Regions from separate parts of the Homo sapiens genome. Here region 1 is linked to region 2. A link is a contact called in ENCODE Hi-C or POLR2A ChIA-PET data. All regions are on one chromosome and are shown on one strand. Each heading gives the region's core, a stretch centred on a gene start or an enhancer-like site at or near the end of the contact. The rest is flanking DNA. Distances are from core to core; before and after follow the strand shown. Region 1 holds the start of LARP4 (La ribonucleoprotein 4). Region 2 holds the start of SMARCD1 (SWI/SNF related BAF chromatin remodeling complex subunit D1).

Region 1 (3,386 bases), core at 553-3,052, 320 kb before region 2:
CGGTTTTGTCATCTGTAAAACATATTAAGTATCGCTTTAGAGACAGGAGAAGACCTAGTTTAAACAATAAATGGAGCTGTTATTAAAACTTACATTTTAATAAAGCCAAAGGAATCAATTTGGAAGTCAAAAGTATATTGTGGAGTTCCTGTCAATATAAACTTCACAATCTTTCTTCTGCCCAGCAAAACACACACTTAAAACCTGTGGTATTTACATAGCATAACATTCCTTAAAAAAACTGGCTGGCACTGGCTTAAAATCTTATCTGATTTCTTATTCTGCCTAAGGAAAACAACAATGAGGACAGAAAACAGTAAACAGAATGAGTTCAGTAATTTTAAGTCTTTTCATGATTTCCCCGGAATGTTCCAATGAATGTTTATTATGAATGTTAGATACACTCTAATGTAGCAGTCTTTTAAAAAACTAATTTAAAGATATCAAGCTTATCGGCGACACAATATCAGTTAGTTTAAAGAGAAAAAAAAACCGTAAAATCATTTATTTACTTTATGCTGGAATATTACGGAGTAAGATTTTCCCACAACCCGGAAAAAAAAATCTGCCATAGGCTGGCCCCGGCTCCTAGATTCATTATACAACCCGTAAATTCCTTCCCTCATTGAAAAGATTCTTCTTATGGGCATAGTTAACAAATGCCAAGTTGCGAAGTTGCAGCTTTGCTGGTTTGACGTTTTCACAATGTAAGAACAATATGATCTGGAATCTACTCAAAGCATTAGCCAGGCAGTCAGCTGACGCTCACTGCACACAAGAGGACAGAATTAAGGGAAATTAAATTTCGTATTTCTGTAAGGCAGGTATCCAACTCTATCTTGAAAACTAAAATAGGCCAACAGCAGACGTTCTAGTTTAAGTAATAAAAGTGTCTCATTGTTCAAATAACATTACAAAAAACGGCTTTTCCCGGAATAAGTTTCCCTCATTCTTGGAATTTTCCTTGTAAAGGGCTTTTAATCGGTTCATAGAACCAACCCTTCATCACGCAGCTGCTGCTTGAGTAACTTTTACAAAAGGTCAAAGCGGTGCCTTTCAAGGCTTCCAAACCCTACTGGCTTCTCCTCGATTCAAAGTAACTCGCTTTCACCCACAGAACGTTCCAGAGACCTAGGGACGGGGCCCGGGCAGAATTTGGTGGAAGTTGCTCAAAAGAACTTTTCAATTTTCTTTTCAAAATACTTACCGCATTTCACCTTTCTCCATCCGTGGCCCCACATGTTGCTCGCCTCCCTCCCAGAGGGGCCCCGCGAGGCCGCGCTCGGCCCCCGGAACGCGCCCACCTGATTACCCTCTCCTCCCTCAGACTCCGCCCCCCAACCCCCCAATGCTGCCTCCTTTAGGAGGTCCATATGGGACACTTTCCCCTTCCTCTGAACCTCACCGCCACACCAGAACAGCCCTCCGTTTTTCTCCTTCAATTCTTCTCCACTACGGGCCTCACCTCCCATAGCTTCCTAGAGTGTTGTGAGCGCGCAGAGGGAAGCTGCAGGCCTGCTCGGCCCAGGTGCTGTGTCAGCCTATCTGCCGGTTCCGCGGCGTGTACGGCCCGGAAAGTCACATGGCGGTGGGACCGGCCGGCGCCTCTACACTCCTGCTCTCCTAAGAGCAGGACGAGACTAGCATAATGCACTCACCTCCACGAAAAGCAACATGTCGTCCTCTGCTCAGCCCAATCGTTCCCGCCGCCGCAACTCCAACTGGCTCACAGGCCCGCGCCCCAATTGCTAGGATAAGGACACACACTCGCCTTGCCCCTCCACCCGGCAGTGGACCCGGCTCCTCCCCTGCCGTCAGCCGCTGCGGCCTGACCCGCCCAGTCCCACCTCCCTTGAAACAACAACTGCTTCCGGGTCTAGGGAAAAATTGTTTCCGGGAGAAAAGAGAGCCCTCGGCGCGCTCAACTTTTGCACTATCTTTTCCAGCAGCAGTGTGGGATGTACTATCATCTGTCGGGGGGAACGATTAGAAGGAGACGCCATTCTGTGGCACGGGGATGTGTAAAAATCGTAATGACACATTTTATCACTTGTCAGATAGCTACACAGCACTGATAATTCCGCAGTTTTCATAGTTCACAATCTAGATTTGATTTTTAAAGCCGACCTTGGCGAAGTGTACTGAACAAACCAACCCTGCCGAAAAGTGGTGGCTCACAGAAGAAAAGTAGACAAGAAAAAAAAAACAAAAAACTATGATACTAGCAAATATGTTAATAGCAGCTAATGTATATTAAATGCTTACATTGTGTTTGGCACTATACTAAGCATTTTATGTTAATTGATCTTAAAACAATTCTATGCAATAAACACTATTATTATCATCCCCATTTTACAGTTGAAGAAGCCCTCTAGGAGGTCGGGTTTCCCTTTAAAGAACTTTGCCCCAGGCTCATTTGAATTAATTACCCATGTCACCGCTTAATATACCAGTAATAACACTTAATCTGGACAGTGTCTTCTTTGACGTTCTGTCATTAATTCAAACGAAATACAATAAAAACAAAATTTTTAAAATTATCTATAATTTTTGTTAGATGGTCCAAATTCCTTATTGTCTTTAGCAATATGTAGTAGGATAGATCGCTCCCACTTGTATGTCCTAGTTCAAACACTCATCTTTTGAAATAATCATGTCTTGGCTGGGAAGGGTGGCTCACGCCTATAATCCCAGCAATTTGGAAAGCTGAGGCGGGCGGATCACTTGCGGTCGGGAGTTCAAGACCAGCCTGGCCAACATGGTAAAACCCCATCTCTACTAAAAATACAAAAATTAGCCAAGTGTGGTGGTGCACACCTGTAATCCCAGCTACTCGGGAGGCTGAGGCAGGCGAATCGCTTAAACCCAGGAGGTGGAGTTAATAGTGAGCCAACATCGCGCCACTGCACTCCAGCCTGGGTGACAGAGTGAGACTCTGTCTCAAATATAGTAATAATAATAGTAACGAATAAAAATTGGCCGGACACCGTGGCTCACGCCTGTAATTCTAGCACTTTGGGAGGCCGAGGCGGGTGGATTGCCTTAGCTCAGGAGTTCAAGACCAGCCTGGGCAACATGGTGAAATGCCATCTCTAGTAAAATACAAAAAATTAGCCAGGCATGGCAGTGTGTGCCTGTAGTCCCAGCTACGTGGGAGGCTGAGGCAGGAGAATTGCTAGAACCTGGGAGGCAGAGGTTGCAGTGAGCCAAGATCACGCCACTGCACTCAAGCCTGGGTGACAGAGTGTGACTCTGTCTCTAAAAAATAATAATAATAAATAAAAATGAAATAATCATGTCTTGATCTTTTCCAATGGATTTTTCCATTCTATTATTTAAAAAATCTTCCCAAAGTGAAGGTTTCATTTTCACCAAACCACTGTTAC
Region 2 (3,092 bases), core at 94-2,593:
AGACATATAGCCTGGACTCACCCTTTGAGGTAGAATTTTGTCAGCCATCTTCTTTTTCTTTGCACTGTTGGGAATAAATACTATTATCAGGTTGGGACAGAACTAGTCAGAACGTGAAAATAAGCTGTCAGCACGTCCATTTATAGTAATGTGAAGGGACTGCAAAGCTTCTCTCAAAGAACTACCACCACCACCACCACCACCAAGCATTCTCAAGGATGAGTTCTGTAGCACCATCTGCTGACACAGCACCACCACTTCTTGGTTCAGGTACTCCCACCACCTGTGTCCTCCCAGGCTCCCTCCCTCCCTCCCTCTGCCCCAGGATCATCTTACTTGTGGTTTCGATTTTGGACCGCCTGCTGCTGGACCTGCTGGATCTGCTGAGGGGCAGGTCTCTTGCGGGACTGATCCATCCCTGACTGGGCCAGGCCAGGTCGGACTGAAGGGTTCCCCCCATAGCCAGGGGGTCCCATGGAAGGTCCCTGAGGTGTCATTCGGCTGCCTGGCAACATACCTGGTCTCTACAGAGGGGAGAGGACCCAGAGATGTCATGGTTTCACCTGCTAAACCCCATCAAGAAAGAAAAGCAGGGAACGCCTGAGATCTTTGAATGAAGTAAGGTTTAGGGATGGAATGGAGGACAATGAGAGGAGAACCCTTTGCTCCAGTAGTGACTCCATAGAAAAACAGAGTCCAAAAGCTAAGCGAGAGCCAGATTATACTCAAATTCTCAGTCTATTTTGGATGGGACACATCGGACATCGCCAGTTCCACATTTACTCTGCTAGCTACTATCTCTTTAGAAGCTGACCTCAATTTGTCAGCTACACGTTCTGTGTTCCTCTGATCACTGGAGCTGCTCAAGCCCCTTTGCACTCCGGCCCTCATACAGGTATCCCTGGACCCACTTCACCCACCCAGGTTCTCTACCGACTCCCCAGGGAAACAATGCCCCTAGGAGCAGGTGTGTAACTGCCTCCCCCTCTCTTTCTGCGCACTGCCTCCCCCAACCCCCACCCAGAGCCCGAACCCCTCCCAAGGGAGTCCCTCCTACTTCTCCCCCCACCCCTGTCACTCCCATGTCCCCGCTCGGCCCCGCCCCCGGCCCGCGCGCCCCTCCTCCTGCCCCACTCACCGGATAGGCCGCTCCGGGCATCGGGGAGCGGTACAGCCCTTGACCCGGAGCCGGGCCCATTCGCACAGGAGGCCCCGGAGTTCCGCCCGGGCCCAAGGCAGCAGCCGCGCCCGCCCCTCCTGAGGCTCCGGCGCCGCCGCTTGGAGCCACAGACTGGAAACCCGCCCGGGCCGCCATCTTCCCGGAGCCGCCGATGCAGCCGCACAAAGAACCGGAACCGGAACTCCCCCCGCCCCCCGAGCGCCCCCCGAGCGCCCGCCTGTTCCCCCGGCCGGCCGGCCGGCACGGGAGGCTCAGGGCAGCGAGACTATGGGATAGAGCGGGGCGACTAGCGGAAAAGGCGTGCTGGCCACGCCCTCCCGCCTTCACGGTCCGGGAGGGAAAACCATAGAGAAGAGCTCTGCAATAGAGAGGCCGCGTGAGCGGGCGCCCCCAGGCCGACGGGAGGAAGACAAGGACCTGGAAAGGGGGACGGACCACAGCCTCAGCCCCAGTCTCAACCCCAACTCGAGCCCTCTGATGAAGAGGGGCTTGGAGTAATAGCTTCATCTTGGCGCATGGCGTTAACTTTCCAAAACGCTTTGACTGCTTTTCGTTTCGTTTTCTTACTGCTATAACTATCAGGGGCTGAGGAGGGAAACACAGTTTATTCCATTTTACAAATGGGAAAGCTGAACTCACAGGTGAATGACTTGGCAAAGGTCAACCAGCAAGTTAGCCATAAAGCCGAAGCCAAGATTCCAGATACCCTTGCTCATAGCCCGGGACTCATTCCACAGATAAAGTGCCTCAATAAGTACCTCACGTGGGAACTTCATCCTAACTTTCTCTCTGACCTAACCTGCTTCCGGATTATTATTTTTTATTTTTTATTTTTTTTTAGATGAGGTCTGTCTCTCTCTCGCCCAAGCTGGAGTGCAGTGGCACCATCTCAGCTCACTGCAACCTCCGCCTCCCAGGCTCAAGTGATCCTCCCAACTCAGCCTACCAAGTAGCTGGGACCACAGGCATGCACCACCATGCCAGACTGTTTTGTATTTTTGGTAGGGATGGGGTTTCGCCATGTTGCCCAGGTTGGTCTCGAACTCCTGAGCTCAAGCGATCTGTGCTCCTCAGCCTCCCAAAATGCTGGGATTACAGGTGTGAGCCATTGTGCCTGGCCTCAGATTTTTTTTTTTTTAAATATTAAAAAATAGGGATGGGGGGCTGGGCACGGTGGCTCATGCCTGTAATCCCAGCACTTGGGAGGCCCAGGCGGGTGGATCATGAGGTCAGGAGATCGAGACCATCCTGGCTAACACGGTGAAACCCCGTCTCTACTAAAAACACAAAAAAATTAGCCGGGCGTGGTGGCGGGCGCCTGTAGTCCCAGCTACTCGGGAGGCTGAGGCAGGGGAATGGTGTGAACCCGGGAGGCGGAGCTTGCAGTGAGCCGAGATCGCGCCACTGCACTCCAGCCTGGGCGACAGAGCGAGACTCCATCTCAAAAAAGAAAAAAAAAATAGGGATGGGGGTTTCACTATGTTGCATAGGCTGATCTCGAACTCCTGGCCGCAAGTGATCCACCTGTCTCAGCCTCCCAAAGTGTTGGGATTACGGGCATGAGCCACCGTGCCAGCCTGCTTCCAGATTTTATGATAAGTTCCAGTTTATCTTGAATTTTGACTCTGCTCTCTCTCTCTAAAGCATCCTTTGTATTGGGGATTCTGTTTTGGAACTTTGTTGCCTTTGACTTCTCCCTCTTTCCCTGCCCAGTGGTTCAAACTATTCCTGATATAATGGTCAGCCTGTCCCATCCCAGGGGGACCACAGTGTCCCTACTCAAACCTTCTCCTTACTCATCCCCTAATTGGCCCCAAACCAAGCTCAGCTTTAGGCACTTAGTGAGAATATCTAAATACTTTTTCAAATAAGAGAACAACACTGAAGAGGAGATGGTTGAAACCCAGTTTAT

The links. Hi-C counts contacts between places; a loop is a spot of excess contacts on that map. ChIA-PET counts read pairs that join two places held with the same protein, here RNA polymerase II (POLR2A). Pooled maps may share reads with other maps.
Region 1: a loop to region 2 is called in a map of CD8-positive, alpha-beta T cell, with 14 times the contacts of the local background. The contact joins the promoter of LARP4 here to the promoter of SMARCD1 in region 2. A Hi-C loop is called at or near these places in 15 of 168 maps with a recorded cell type or tissue (CD4-positive, alpha-beta T cell, CD4-positive, alpha-beta memory T cell, CD8-positive, alpha-beta T cell and 10 more), 23 of 37 single-sample maps with no recorded cell type and 28 of 50 pooled maps. POLR2A ChIA-PET finds 5 or more read pairs at or near these places in 3 of 52 experiments (A673, Caco-2 and OCI-LY7).

What each region holds. Positions count from the first base shown.
Region 1 is chr12:50,399,301-50,402,686 of GRCh38, reverse strand. LARP4 (La ribonucleoprotein 4) reads right to left here and starts at 1,802. Exons shown (of 16, transcript NM_052879.5): 1 at 1,659-1,802. The coding sequence starts at 1,676.
Region 2 is chr12:50,083,593-50,086,684 of GRCh38, reverse strand. It overlaps SMARCD1 (SWI/SNF related BAF chromatin remodeling complex subunit D1), which reads right to left and starts at 1,343. Exons shown (of 13, transcript NM_003076.5): 1 at 1,139-1,343; 2 at 337-524; 3 at 22-64. The coding sequence starts at 1,315. It overlaps ASIC1 (acid sensing ion channel subunit 1), which reads right to left. Exons shown (of 12, transcript NM_001095.4): 12 at 3,074-3,092. RefSeq lists enhancers at 1-651, 1,501-1,760, 2,118-2,850 and a silencer at 991-1,430.